Linked DNA regions of Homo sapiens: region 1 is linked to region 2. The links are chromatin loops, found by intact Hi-C in ENCODE. Cell type or tissue: endothelial cell of umbilical vein. All regions are shown on one strand.

Evidence for each region. Peaks named below come from ENCODE experiments on the same cell type or tissue, not always from the same donor. Only the 100,000 strongest peaks of a DNase experiment are listed, where the experiment ranks them.
Region 1: it touches region 2 in a loop (4-fold over the local background); 2 of 110 quality-filtered maps call a loop at or near these places.

The regions. Positions count from the first base shown.
Region 1 is chr2:33,018,412-33,026,411 of GRCh38, reverse strand. It overlaps LTBP1 (latent transforming growth factor beta binding protein 1), which reads right to left. Exons shown (of 34, transcript NM_206943.4): 3 at 5,206-5,503. Among named protein-coding and RNA genes, the nearest start is that of LTBP1, 75 kb to the right of the region's middle. In endothelial cell of umbilical vein, no CTCF peak of the experiment used is centred here; DNase peaks (open chromatin) are centred at 3,111 and 4,421; H3K27ac peaks cover 4,605 bases.
Region 2 is chr2:33,210,923-33,218,922 of GRCh38, reverse strand. LTBP1 (latent transforming growth factor beta binding protein 1) reads right to left here. Exons shown (of 34, transcript NM_206943.4): 8 at 1,269-1,371. Among named protein-coding and RNA genes, the nearest start is that of MIR4430, 200 kb to the left of the region's middle. In endothelial cell of umbilical vein, no CTCF peak of the experiment used is centred here; DNase peaks (open chromatin) are centred at 1,922, 3,512, 4,232 and 6,592; H3K27ac peaks cover 4,842 bases.

The DNA of each region.
Region 1 (8,000 bases), 190 kb after region 2:
ACTCTAAATATATATATATTAAGCAAACATTGATTGGAGCCTTTCTGTGTACCTCTGTGGACAAAGAGATCAAAGACTGTGTTGTGTCATGACAATGTTAAGTACAGGAAAGCACACAAGAGAAACCTGGGAGAGAGTTGGTGGGGTTGAGGTGGGGGTTCAATATTGAGCAAGGTCCCCTCCTACAGTCTGAGAGATCGTTTAAGGAAATCATCCGTTTGACTACTGACCAATTCCTTGGATCCTTTAATAAGTTCAGACAAGGTCCCAGTAATAACTATCAGTACTGCAACAAGCTTGAACTCTTTCCCCAAAGTGTTTAACTATTGGCATAGCTTTATAATGGGATTTTTTTTCCTTTACTACAAATAAAGAGAATGAGCTTACGTTTTATTGTTACTATTGTCAATTAGGAGGTGGCATACTTCAAGGAATATCCCAGAAGTTCTTCCATCCTTGGAGATATCATAGCATTAGGTTTTTGAAGACTCAGGACCACACTCAGGACTATAAGAAACTTCATCTTTTTATTACTCTTTATTACAGAAAATTTCAAAAATATAAAAAGAATTTTGTAAGAAACCCCTATGTACCCATCATCAAGCTTCAATAATTACCACCTCAAGCCAATCTTATTACCTCTATACCTCAACCCACTGGATTATTCTGAATAAAATCTCATATATCATATCATTTCATCTGTAAATACTTTAACATGATTCTCCTCCTTATGAACATAACTACAATGCCATCATCACAGCTCCCAAAATCAACAATCATTCATTTATATCATCAAATTACCAATGTTAGCATGTTCATGATTGTTCTATAAATCGTCATTGTTATCTTTTTCTTTTATTAGCAGTTTGTTTGAAACAGGATAGAAACATAATCAAAATACTGTGATTGGTTAATGTGTTTCTTAAGCCTTGTTTAAGCTACGAGGCGTCCTTCCATTACTTTTTTCTCTATTTTGTGTCTTTTTGGAATTGTTTTGTTGAAATCTTAGTCAGTAGCTTGGTTTTCAAGCAACCTTTAGAGCTTTATATTACCTTATATTACCGTTAATCTTCATATTTATCAAGTTCTAATTAAATCATATCCTAAATATGGTTATTTTTAAATATGTCCACGAATTCTTTGATATTTCTCCATTTAAGCAGTGCAGCATACTTCTACCCCCTCTGAGTGAGGACTAGACTTAGCAACTCACTACTAATCAGTACAATAAGGTAAGCGTGAGGGTGTGGCATCCTTAAGACCAAGACCATAAAGGCACTGTGGCCTTCTCCTCGCTCTCCCTAATCTAGGATCACTCACTCTGGGAGAAGCTTATGGCCACATTGTGAGGACACTCAGGCTGCTCTACAGAGAGGTCCACATAGAGAGGAAGTGAAGCTTTCTGCCAACAGCCAGTGCCAGGGCTAAGGCCTCCTGCCAACAGCCATGAAAGTGAGCCATCTTGGCAGTGGATTCCCCAGCCCCAGTCGAGCCTTCAGATGACTGCCACCCCTGCTGACTGCTTGGCTGCAGCCCCTGGATTCCTGACACAGACTGTCAGTCAATAAATGCATGTTATTTTAGGTTGCTAAGTTTTGGGGTGATTTGTTACACAGCCAAAGAAAACTAATATGCCAGGCTACCTAGCCTCACATCATTGCCTCCCCTGGATACACCCTTCTCCTCCAGTTGTATGTATCTGAATCCAACCATCTTTTCACAGACACCTTCTCTAAGGAGCCATCCCTGGACTCCACTGCACTAACACTCCAAAATCTGGAAACAACTGCTCTTTCCTTTGATTTCCTAAGGAACTTTATTTGTATTTGGTTCTAAATCAAGTTGCCTAAAACCAATTCAGCCAAAGGTAAAACCAATTCATCTAATCCCCACCTGCCTAAAATATGTGCTTTTAACACTACAATTTTACCAAACTAGCTGTTCCTCAAACATCTCAGGCACACTCCTGCCTCAAAGCCTCTGCCTCACCCCTACATATCTGCAGGGTTCATGCACTTATCGCAGGCCTTTGCTTAAATGCCTCTCAGTAGGGTCTTCCCTGGCAGCCTATTTAAAACTGCCACACCCCTCACTCTTCCCCACCACACACCAACCCAGCATGTCCTATCTGCTAATGCAGTTTTATTTTCTCCACAGCACTTATGAATATCTAATGTGTATTTTAATTATGTCATTTATCAACTGTCTCTCCCTCTCTAAACTGTAAGTTCCAAGAAAGCAGACATTTTATGTAGTTGCCTAGTGTTATCTATCCTTAGCTCCCTGAACTGTGCCCTCATACATAAAATATGCTCCATAAAAACTTGTTGAATAAGTGATCAAGATGATAGCACTTCATGTGACACACAATGAACGTAACACTAAACATTTTGGCATGTTAGACATATTTATGTATATAGTTGAATACTTTAAGGAGGCTTAATCAATCTCCTCCTTTACTGGTTAAACACAAAACCTGAAATATCCTAAAATAGGCAATCTGAAAGATAACTTAAGGATTGTAACATTTCTCAAAAGTAGCCAAAGTGGGCCTATCACATGTGATTCCTTGGCCATTTGATTAAACATGACTCACTGTGATTATGTCATAACCTAAATTAATCAAAGGGCTAATTCTATAGCTTTGTATAGTTTCCTTTGTATAGCTCATTTGTCATTTCAAAATCTCCTTAAGAGCAGGACTGGATCTTGTACATCTTAATCTTCTCTGCAGGGACTAGATAATGGGGCAAACTATATAGTTTATTAATATCAGGATTGATGGCACCCAAGGCCATCTCTTCTCATCTCTTCTCTTTACTTAAAAGTGCACCAGTAGGCACACCCATATATACATGCCTATAACAATGCTACCATAAAAAAGCATCTTCATTCAGCAGATGAAGTCTCCAAAGCAAACTGCCTAATGACTTTATTTTACCAAAGCTGAGTCAGAGCTGAAACCTTAGCCTCCTCTTTGACTCACAACATTCTTGTCTAAAGTACACCGCGGCTACCAAAAGGAAGGAAAAAAAATAGACTGTTCCTTTATCTGACATCCGACATACGGTTCTTACTAACAATCCATATATATACATCATAGAGGGTCAAATTCTAACAGTGGATGGTGATATTGAAGATGAATAATGTTGCTTGTAAATTACTTTACAGTTTATGTAAGTCATAATGCTAGAAAAAACTAATTGCAATTCACAGTAATCTGACTCTTGATCGCCAAAGCATAGTTCAACACAGAATTGTTTTTTGTTTTTAATATCCAAAACAATGTTGGAAGGGAGATGTCTAGCTATGATATAATCAAAGCTTTATACCGTTCCAAGGACACACAGTTATATTCATGTTCTGGCACACACAAAAAAAGCACTACTATCCTTTAGAGAAAAAGTTAGCAAACTACAGTTCATGGGCCAAATCCAGCCCACAGCCTGCTTTCCTATGGCCCAGAAGTTAAGGATAACTTTTATGTTTTTTAATGGTTGAGAAAAAAATTTAAAAAAGAATAATACTTCATGACCTGTGAAATTTATATGAAATTCAAATTTCAATGTCCATAAAGTTTTATTAGAACACAGTCACACTCATTAATTCATACACTGTCTATGGCTGCTTTTGTGCTACCATGGCAGAACTGAGTAGATGCAACAGAAACCGTATGTCCCACAAAGCTAAAAATATTTACTATCTGTCCCTTTACAGAAAATTTTTGCCAACTCCTTCCTTCAGGGCATGGATGCTGAAACGTGACTGCCTCTGTTTAAATTGTAATACTGTCACTTAGTAACTGTGGGACCTTGAACAAACTATTTAACCACTCTGTACCTCAGTCTTCTCATCTGTAAAATGGGTTTAATAATGTTACCTTCCTTACAGGATCCTTGTGAGCTGTAAGTGAACAATACACAATAAGTGTTTAAAAGAGTACCTGGCACATAGTAAGCCCTTACTAAGTATTAGCTATACCTATCTTACCTTTGCTTCTTGTTGAGGGCTGCAGAATGTGTTTTCCAACAGCAAAGTAGCATTTCAAACTAGTCCCTAAATCTAGCTACCACAATAGAACTGAAGTATTATGAGACAAGAAGAAATTAGAGAATAATGAAGAAAAACAGAAAAAAAAAAAAAAAAGAGGATTGAGGAGGGAATAGGAGAAAAGAAAAAGACCACACTCAGAAGAAACAGTAGGTGGTCTATTCGAAGGGGAAGTAAAAATAAGGATAATTTCATCTATAGCAACAGACTGAATAACTTCTGTGGGCTGACTGGATACTAATCACCATATGGAAGCTGTCTCTGCAGAGGGAAGAAGCATTCTAAATTCCAAGCAAGTGACTTACAAATGAACTGCTACGTCAAGCCCATTTTTAAGTTGGGAACTTCCTGTATTTTACCTTCCTAGACAAATGACAAGTGATAGTTGCAGTACATTCTGCATCTTATTATCCATACAGAATAGCTCATTAAGAGGAGACAATTTGTTTAAGGACCCGGTGCAGCTGAGTGGCTGCTTGTAATGCAACTCAGAGAACGGGGTAATCTTTCTTCTCTGAGTTCTCATTTTGTTCAGAATAGCACTTACTTCCTAACACTAAGAAAAAAAAAACCTTGTTCCCATAAATAGAAAACAAGCTCATTCACCAAAAATGGACCCACACGGCAACTGGGAGATAAACATGGTGTTAACAGAAGGTACACTTAACCTGCTACTGAGGTTGAGAAATTCTCTCTTTGCAAGGACTCCCTTTCATTTGAGTAGTTTCTCTGTGCAAGCTGAGTTCTTACCTTTTCCAGATAACTTTAAAAATAACACTGTTTCTTTTTTTAAATTATTATTTCAAAACTCTATAAAGCAGCTCCCCCCTCAAAAACAGAATTTTTAAACTAACAACTTTATCAAAAATAACTATTTTTATCATTCCCTTCCAGTCTTGATCCCTATAATCCTCATGGTTGCCATGGGTTGTACTTATGGTAAAATTTCCTGCAGAGGCTAAATACACACACCAAATATTTTTAAGAGATTCCATGTGTAAAGCCTAACGTGTAAAGCCTTAAGAAAGGAAAGAAAAACATTATTATCCAAGTGATTTCTGCAAATTGTGCAGGAAAGGGACAGTGATTTAAAGCAAGGCATCCAAGAGAGTAATTAAGATGATCCTTAGCTAAATGAAAGTTCGAAACACTCACTGAGAATGTATCTGCTGGGGGAGTCCCACTGAAGGCTTCGGCTTGAGGGTTAAGGTCATCTGGGCCACAGGGCTGACTCTTGGTAGAGTGTCTGCCTTCTTAGATGAAGTATGCTTTGCTGCTTGCTCAGGAGGGCCCCACGAGGAAGCAGCCCCAGGACTCTGCCCTCCAAAGACTGGTGACGAGGTGTCCTGGGCAGCTATTGTTTCACAGGCTTTGCCCTTGGTCCCTGGTTTACACACACAGAGTTGTGGCCGGAGACACATCCCTCCATTCTGACATGGCGGAACACAGCTAGCTGCAGAAAGAAAACAGAAGGCACAGCTTTGAAGAACAACATTGTAGACTTCCTAATTTTTCCAAAGGGTTAACAGTAGCATCAGGTTGTTTGTTCTCCAATAAAAAACCACACAAATACTCATAAGGAGGAAGGTGGGGCAGTTGGGCGGAGGAGGGGGAAGAGAGCTAATATTAATGGCTTCCTATGTGACAGGCACTGTTCTAAAATATATAAACAAATGTAATCCCCCAGCAACGTGTTTTGTAGATATTTTATTGTGCCCACTTTACAGATGAAAAAACAGAAACAGAGATTAAGTGATTTGTTAAACATTATATAATTATTACTCAGTAGAAGAGCTCGGATTTGAAACCAAGTGAGCCAGCTCCAAAGCTATCATTCTTAACCATTTTACTGCATCTGCCTCCCAGAAATGCATCAGAAAATCCAGGAAAAATCGTAAGAAAATGCTCTGCCATTATTTTAAAGTTATGTTCTGTGGCTTAAATTTAAATATACGCTTAACTTAAAATTTAATTTAAAATTTTTTAAGCCTAAATTTTTTGCCAAGACTTGGCAAAAAACAAAAGTTCAGTCCAATCCCCAACCCCAAAAAGTGCTCTCCTATAGACCTCATGTTGTATAGGCTATCAGATCTTCGAGAGACTGTGTCAGAAATTTAGTCCAATCTACTCTTTGACATACGAGAAAACGAGAAAACCAAGGGCAGAAAGGTTGAGAGTCGCCCAAAACACACCTGCTAGTTTGTATAAAAATCCAGTGTGCTAGGCACCATTCCGAATTTAATAATGAAAGGCAACCAAAAAGAAACAACTTCTTCATCTCCTATTTGCAAGGATGTATGTACTCTGAATCACCACACTCCTGACCAAACAGAGTTTTAAAGTTATCAGTCCAGGCACAGTGGCTCACGCCTGTAAGCCCATCACTTTAGGAGGTCATGGTGGGAGGATCGCTTGAGCCCAGGAGTTTGAGATTAGCCTCAGCAACGTAGTAAGACCCTGTCTCTACCAAAAAAAAAAAAAAAAAAATTTAATTAGCTGGGCATGGTGGCACGCACCTGTAGTCCCAGCTACTCAGGAGGCTCTTGAGCTCAGGAGGTCGAGGCTGCAGTGACCGTGATCACAGCACTACACTCCAGCCTAAGCAACAGAATGTAACCCAATCTCAAAATTAAAAATTTAAAAAGAGAAGTTATCAGGGCTGTGGGTCATTGGTAGAGTAAGTAGGTTTTATGATAGGCAAGGTCCCTTAGAAGTTTAGATGCTACTGGCTGGGCACAGTGGCTCACGCCTGTAATCCTAGCACTTTGGGAGACGGAGCCCGGTGGATCACTTGAGGTCAGGAGTTCGAGACCAGCCTGGTCAAAATAGTGAAACCTCATCTCTACTAAAAATACAAAAACTAGCCGAGTGTGGTGGCAGGGGCCTGTAATCCCAGTTCTCGGAAGGCTGAGGTAGGAGAATCACTTGAACCCAGAGGACAGAGGTTACAGTGAGCCGAGATGGTGCCACACATTGCAGCCTGGATGACAGAGGGAAACTTGGTCTCAAAAAAAAAAAAAAAAAAAAAAAAAAGAAGTGTACATGCTACTGACTTAAGTTTTATTATGTAATGTCATAAGCTTATGGCCATGATTCCTTCAGTCCCTTCTTTATTTGTTCAAATACATTTACTATGCTGCCCTGTTGCTGTCAGCTCACCTTTTACATAAACTGTTGGTCCTGAGGCAGATCACACTATCAAGTCTCCCATAAAGTTCAAAACAAGCTTCAGTCCACAAAGCAATTACAAAATAGACAAGCAAAACGAACAACAGGAGACTCAGTTATGAAGATCCAAAAGACCAAGACCTAAAAGCCTCAAAACCTATTGATTTTCTATAAAAGAGACAAAATAATTTTCCCATCTTCCTACAATATGATGCCTATTCGTTACAGCAAGTAATGATTTTTCTAAAATGGCCCTTGGGTGTCAGAATACCAAGCTGACAAATTTTCAGAAAGTTGGGAAGGATTCTCTAAAAGAAAAAAAAAAATGGAGCCAGCTCCCTAGGTGACCTTGGAGTAAGCCACTTAACCCTGGCCTCTGCACTTGTGTGTGTTTGGGGGTTATGAGGAGGGCAGCAGCGATTTGTTCTAAAATGGTCTCCACAATATGAGAATAAAGGCTGTTCCCACACTCTGCTTCTAGAATTCTAGTTCAAAAGCTCTGTGTTTCTAGAATTCAGAATTCTAACTATCAGAGTTTCCTGACCAACTGAGCAAACTTTGTTGCTATATCTGAGATGCTGTCCTGGGTCCCTGCTCAGCCATGGTTATTTCTGGAATGTCACAGGAATGGGAATGGGATCCACCCAAGAGAACAGAAGTGGCCACAGCAAGGACTGAGCTGGGCTTTCAAAGCTGTGCCTTGGCCTGAGCTCACCACCCAGGCCCTTTCATGTGTGCCTTCTCATCATGCTTTCAATTAGAAACATGTTTCTTTTTAACAT
Region 2 (8,000 bases):
ACAATCAAATCAACAGATAAGAGGAGTAAACAAAAATTATTCATTTAAAGCAAATGAGAAATTTCTTGCAGTACAAAGAATAAAAAAATTATAAAAACTTCAGTTATATGAGGCAAAGAAAGATGACTGACAAAAATATCACTTGCTCTCTTGGCAAAAACATGATGAATAAGGGTCAGAAAGCTCAACTTAAACCCAGTCACCTCTGTCTCTAAAAACTATTTATGGCCAGGCGCAGTGGCTCACGCCTGTAATCCCAGCACTTTGGGAAGCAGAGGCAGGCAGATCACCTGAGGTTAGGAGTTGGAGACCAGCCTGGCCAACATGGTGAAACCCCATCTCTACTGAAAATACAAAAATTAGCTGGGCATGTTGGCAGATGTCTGTAACCCTAGCTACTCGGGAGGCTGAAGCAGGAGAATCACTTGAACCCAAGAGGCGGAGGCTGCAGTGAGCCGAGGTTGCCCCACTGTGCTCCAGCCTGGGCGACAATAGTGAAATTCCGTCTCAAAAAGAAAAAAAAGTATTTATTAGAAATCAGTTATCCAGAGTTAATACTACATTGAAAAACTAAAGGTACAAATTATTGTCAGGAATAGAGTATTAAAAAGGTGTAAATCTGATTTATTCAAATCAACATGTTCTGAACAATAAAAGCAAATCAAAGCCTGGGGGTGTTAATATAGATTAATGTTGCTGAGGTCTGTGACAGCATAAAACCAGTGTCAGAAAAAATGGGAAAGAATTGTGTCCTAGTGATTATAAATTTCTCTTTTACAAATCAACAACCAATTATTTCTCCATTTTAGCTTTCCTTTTAATGAAATTTGAAAACCGATAATATAACAAAAACTACAACATAAGTTGTGGACATTAATAAAAATCTCATTTAAGGAATTTAAACCTAGGAAATAACAACTGTACTTTTTACAGGGTTTGAAACATTTATTTACCATTTTAAAAGAGATCTTATTTTCTCTTCCCCTGAGACAAAAAGTCCATTTTAACTCATTACCACTTAAGACTTTTTTTCCCCATAAGTAATCCAACTAAAGAGGATAATTAATAACTGTGCTTATTACAAAATAATTGACATGAAAACTTTTTCAGACTTGCAAATTTTCTGGAAATGCACATCATAGTACTACATTCTAGAATTCAGTAGGAGAGTTCTTTGAAAGTCTAATATTGCCTCATCATTAAAGGAGTAATCATAAAAAACAGATATGCTACATTAACCTGCAAAGGAGTGAGGAAACATTACTTACATGGTTTCTTGGGGCATTTCTGGCATTTGTTAAAGCCCCAGGAGGTACCCACAGTTCCACAGCAGTCCTCTTGCTTTGAAAGGCCAGGGAGCGCTTTGCCACACTGCAATGATTAGGTGTGAAATATGAAGGTTAATTGAGTGCAGGATGCCCAGCCCCAGAGCACTGCTGTCCCTCACAGCCACGCTATAAACCAGTTCCCTTGTTATCGACACAATTAGAAAGGAAAAAAACTATAAAACTTGGAAAGAAAATACCTGGACAGAAATCAATACAACACAAAAATGAACAAGTACATTTCCAAATGGGAGCACCTTGATGTTTTTCTAGTCTAAGAAAATCTGTCACTGCTCAGAGTACTTCATAAAACTTAAATTTCCAATGCCTTTTTTTCTTAATAAGAGCCTCATAGTGTGTAAGATCAATATAGGCTTTTTAGATTTTAGTTGTATCTGTCTGTTTAAATCTCTTGTGTGGACCATCAGGGAACATAACTCTTAAGGGTATGGCATGTGTGTAAAATGTGAGAAGATGGCACAGGTCCCACCTACAGGAGGCTTCTGGTCTTCCTATAACCCCAAGGCCTGGGCACAGACAGGACAGAAGAAACAATTACTGGCTGGGCCAAATCAGCTCTAGCAGAGACGAAGGCTCCAGGCAGCCAAGTATTCTGACCCAGGGAGGTCAGCCAAGCTAGGAAGGTGCCAGCATGTTTAAGCGAGACCAGCTTGAGCAGGCAGAAGAGTAGGACTTAGAGGCTACTGGTGCAACACTGGTTGTCCAGTGTTAAGACCAGGTAAGACTCCTGGTCAACCACAGGAAGTGAGAAAAAGCTGAGAGGCAGGGGCCTGAAGTTAGACCACCTCAATGGGGTGAGGAAGTGCCTAAGAAAACAGATCCTGCTCTGTGGACCCATCCAAAGGCCAGCCTGAGGGGAGGACCAGCTGACTCTCCACCCCTGCTATGCAGGCTAACACACCCCACATTTTTGTCTCCTGTGCAAACACAGAGCATCCAAGGGGTTATTCTGCCTTTCTCTGCCTCAGCCTCTACAAAAATCCTCCCAACAGTTTCCAGAGTTGTCTTTCCAAAGACAAATCTGGTCACATTACCGATTAAAAACTTTCACTGACTCTCCATTGTCTGAAAATGGCACACTCTAGAATGATCTATAAGGTCCTTCCTATTCCCACCTAAGGCAATCTCTTGTCCCCATCCACCTCTATCCTGCAGACATACCAAAGGGCTCTTTATTTTCTGAACAAATCACGTCCTTCCAAAAGGAGCATGTCTGGCTGGAACACCCTCCCCTTTTTTCTTTCCCAGAATAAACTTTATTCAACCCATGAGATGTATTAATAGCTCTGAAGAACCATCACTATGAAACCTCCCCTATCTCCTTAATTCCAATGAGTTCCTCCCTCCTTTTTACCCCACAGCACTGTCTATACAGTCTACTGCCTCTGAGATGCATTTTTGTTAAATGCGTATGTATCTTATGTTTATATTCCAGTACACAGTACACGTTGCAAATGCTCAGGAAACGCTGCATGAAGAAAGGAACAAACAACCTAGGGAACTAAGGAACAAGCTAGTTGTAGGCCATCCAGGCAAGCAATGGCTATGTGAAAACCAATGGAGGGGCCAGGCATGGTGGCTCACACCTGTAATCCCAGCACTTTGGGAGGCCGAGGCAGGCAGATCACGAGGTCAGGAGATCGAGACCATTCTGGCCAACATGGTGAAACCCTGTCTCTACTAAAATACAAAAAATTAGCCAGCGTGGTGGTGCGTGCCTCTAGTCCCAGCTACTCAGGAGGCTGAGGCAGGGGGATCGCTTGAACCCAGGAGGCAGAGATTGCAGTGAGCCCAGATTCACCACTGCACTCCAGCCTGGCGACAGAGCGAGACTCTATCTCAAAAAAAAAAAACAAAAAACAAAAGAAAACCAATGGAAGTTTAGCATCCATACCCCAGGCTAGTGAGCAGAGTGTGGTGACAGAAGGTCCAGGCAGGTGGTGGCCCTCAGAAGGACAGCAAGTAGTAGACACCAGTCACCTGGCAGGCCTCCAGGGGCAGCGTTTCTTTTCTGCCAGGTCCAAGCATGCAACATTCTGACTGAGGCGCTAAGTAACTACATATCCAAATTGTAAAACAAGACCAAACCACAGAAGGCTCAGCTAAGTTTTAGTTACATCATAGCTTTGATGTTCTAAGGTTTTATTATTTTTAATGATTTCAACAGGATGCTGTGTGCTCTCCAACAGCAGTATATGATAGTGATTAAAAATGTGACTCAGGAGTTAGAGAGGCCTGAGAATGAATTCTGACTGTAGGACTTCTTACACGCATTATCTTAGACATTTTCCTACCCATAACGTAGAGTGCATAATAGTATCTTTCTCCTAGGGTCATGAAACATGAAAGAAAAAAGGCATGTGCAATGCTGAACATTATAGCTGAGCACTTACATGTGTCAGCTATCATTACCATTATCATTATTATTATTATTATAGATAAAAGCTCCCTACTCCAGATGTCCCATTTGAGGCCCCAAATGTTTGTCGGATTCCCCAGGGAGTAGAAGGCGTGTGAGTGGAGTAGATTGTAAACGGTCCTGTCAATCAAACAGGTTAGTCTAATTGCCCTCTCGAAAGTACCAGACTCCATAAGAAACGACCCTACGAGACAAAATGAACTTCCCTAATATAAAAGCAGGTGTTAAAGACATTCTGAGTTAAGCAAAACTAGGCATACCAAAACAATTGCTTTTTTTTTTTTTAGATGAACTTGAAAAAACACGTAATTCTGGGGAAGGCACTGAAAAAAGCCCTAGTGTAAGTCAGTAAAGCCCAAGACCATCACATCTCTTGAAACCGGGGCAGTAACTCCTGCAGACACGTGACACGCATTCCTTGAGATAAAGAAACTCTCTTATAAAACAACACAACTGGATAAACAATGAGTGACGTTGTGTGCCAGATACCAACACAATGACCTGGGGAAGTCTGTTTGAAGACAGGGCTCTCAGCAAAGTGTTTAACCACGTGCAGTGAGGGAAAGTCCCCGAGGTTGGAACAGCGGCAGGGCCACAGATGAACAGTCTCAGACACGGGGGAAGACTGGACCAAAAAAAGAGTGATAAAGTGGTAGGTGGGTAGGTAGTCACAGAGATGACGAAACAAACATGCACAGGCACGTACACGCAGAGTGGGGAGAAGAAGAGGGAGAGACAGATCCAACGTGAGAACAAACGGGAACCTTAGAGAAGACAGGCACATATTTGGGGCTGGAATCAGGTAGTTTCCATACTCCTTGAGCTTAATCACAAAACGTGTAACCCTGAAATATGAAGGACTGAAGGGAGGAAAGGCGAACAATGACCCAGGCCTAAGACTGGGAACAAAATGATTCTGTAAAAACACAGAGGTCCCCACCGTTGCAACCTGGCTGCCAAAGCATGCTTAGGGTTTATTTCCAGTTTTATAAAATTTATGTAAGACACCAGTTCACATCATATGCAGATCATTCTTGTACTGGACTCTTTAGGTTCATCTCCTAATCAAGCGAAACACTCAACACTTGCTGATTTTATATGCTTAAAATGTTAGTAGCAGTTAAAATCCAATTTTCACCTTGGATTCCTAGAATGTTTTATTTGGTAGGGCAAAAATAAATCATTTTTTCTCAACAGGGCCTCCAGAAAGGTACAAGGTTTTCATTACATGATTCAGGCCGCTTTATCCCATGGCTTTGTTTTTGCAGGTCCACAGCCAAGAGCAGCATAAGCCATCCAAATTGTTTAAATAAATGGTAGTGTAGGTGGTACCACAACACTGTGTGTGTCTTGAAACTGGGTCTGCACAGTATAAGAATAAGCTACAAGAGATGAAGTCACAGTTATAACAAGACTCAAAGTTCTACATATGCCCTTCAGTTATTTAACTATGAAGAGGCTTCGATGTGCAGCCAGAAACTCCATCTGAGAGATCTCTGTGGCCATACTCAGGGCTCTCACCCAAGAGACCACTGAACACCATAGGGTCTCACCTGGATGTAGGAAATGCCTACAGGAAAAGAAGGTAGAGGAAAGATCTTCTCTCTCCCACACCAAAAGGCCACACTGAAGAGAATCACATGGAATAGGATGAGATCAGCATTCAGAAAATCCTTGTCTATGACTGTTAGGTTCTGCTTTCTGGTGAGATGTAATCACACAGATATAGGCTCACGCTAACTATATTTTTACGCACAGATTGAGGTGATGTTTTACAAGTTAAAAACACAAATGGAATTCCTCCTTTGTGAATTATTCACTACATTAACATGGAAAGCCTTATCATTTCAGGATGTGTCTTACGAATAAGTAATCCTGGAGAAATGTGCTAAATTTACAACCCAATATTTAGCTAAATCAAATCCAAAACAAAAATCCTATTGGGTCAAACAAGCTACAGTGCCTCAAAAAGCTCACACAACCTTGGGCTGCAGATTAAGGGACACTACAACCCTACACAGCTGTCCCAGGATTCAGCCCATGCATGACCTAGATGAAGCAGTGCAAGCAGAGAAATGAAAGTTCTGGCAACCAGGTCCTGTAAGGATCAACTGAGGAAAGGCGGAACGGTGAGACTACGTGCAGACATGATGGCAGTGTTCAGATACCCTGAGCAAGAGGAAGCCTGTTGCACGATGAAGGTCCAGGTTGAGGATCTCTGATCTAAAACGCTTGGGACTAGAAGTATTTTAGATGTTAGTTATTTTCAGATTTTAGAATATTTGAAAATACCAGTTGAGCATCCCAAATCCAAAAGTACAAAATCTAAATTGTTCCAACGAGCATTTCCTTGGAGTGTTATGTTGGTACTCAAAACATTTTGGATTCTGGAGCATTTTGGATTTCAGATTGTTGGATTTGGGATGCTTAACTTGTATTGGCAGGACTAAAGGCTACAAATCATAGAAAGAGTGGATTCAACCTCATTAAGCAGAAGATCTTTTCAACAGTTAATGCTCCTTAACAGTGGAAGATGCTGACTTCACTAGGAGCTGACCATGGAAACCCATCTCTCAGGGATGCCCAGGATATGAAGCAGATGACCTTTACGATTTCTGCAAGGTCTAAGGTTCTGTGGTCACTACATACTGATAGGTTACATTATCCCATCTAGGAAATACAAGTTACTACACACCACAGCAAAACTCAAGTGTTTCTGCTGCTCTCACATCTATAATAGGACTGCGTCTAGGCAGACGGCCTCCTAACCACCTCCTTTTGTCTTATCTCCTCCTCCCTCATTTCCACATCTCTAGAGTTGCTCATGCTGCCTGGGCCTCTAACTACAGCACTTATACAAATAAGGCAAAAGGAAGAAAAACAAACAAAGCTACTCCCAGCCTTGATTCAGCAGTGCACTGGTCATGATTCCTGGAACACTGAGTGCATGAAAATAACTTTTCAACCCTTCCTATGTGCACATCTGTATGAACACTGTGATGCAGAAGGTAAGGCTGTTCAAGAATCATTACAATTATTCCACAAATATCCATGTTACTACATTTACAACACAAAATTATTATAAGCAATAGTGAAAAAAACCTTTAATTTTGAAGCTAGTCATCAAAAATTACAGATTGCAGGGTAATGTATGTATCTAAATCTTGGCCTGACTGGGAACACATATCTTCAGACTTTAATCTCATTTTTGAGGTAATACTGTAGCACTTCCCTGATATTCAAAGTTGGGCTGTGATCATAGACACTTTTACATCTGCCTATCAATGTGAGAGGAAAGATAGTTCAAAACTTATCTGGTAACCAAGGATTACAATTTTTGTCAATTAAAAACTCCCCACTGGAGTTGCTTCAGAGGCTGAATGATGATTTGAAGAGATTGTGATAGATGGTGGAATATGGTTTCATAAGGTTTTATAAGATTTAATTTTCACGTATTAAAATCGCTGGTACCTATAGTGCCTACAACGTACCCTCATTCCAAGAGTGTTTGCTGCACTGTGCAGAGTCCTGGGGAAGGAGGATCCAGCAGTGGTGGTAAGAAAAGAGTGCTGGACTGGAGTCATTAGACTTGGATTGAAATCCCAGAAACTTCTTACTAGCAGTGAGAAGTTCAGCAAATCATCCAACCTCTCTGAGCCAGTAATCCCAACCCCAAAGGATTGTGAGATTAAATGATGCTTGTCCAATCCCAGATACTGGGACTCCATCAACCCCTGTGTGGGGATTAGAAAAGGGCAGCTGTAGGATGTGACCTGCATCAGGACATGGAGTTGGATGAGCAGAGCATGGGCTGGACTCCAGGCCCCAATCATCCTCCTCAACTGGTGCCTGGTGTGGGTAAAACCTATAACCAGCATTAAAGTACTAGCCATTTGATAAACTCTCAGGACACATTTATTAAAAGTCTTCAGATATTTAACTATTAAAAGGGCCACTCCATAAAGATAGCCACATGTCAGGAACCTACTACTTAATCTTACTATTTAAAACACTAAAAAATGATAAACTGAAATACTCTTATTAATTGTCTTCATTACATGTATATAACTCATTTTATTATGCTATGAAGGACTATTATATAATAAAGTATAAAATATTTTAAGTTTCAGTAGAGAACATCTTTTAGAGCCAAAGGAGAGAACCCAAAACGTTAAAGTGATACAGGTTTCAAAAAATACTTGTAGAGACTGCACTGAGGGAAAACATGAAATAAA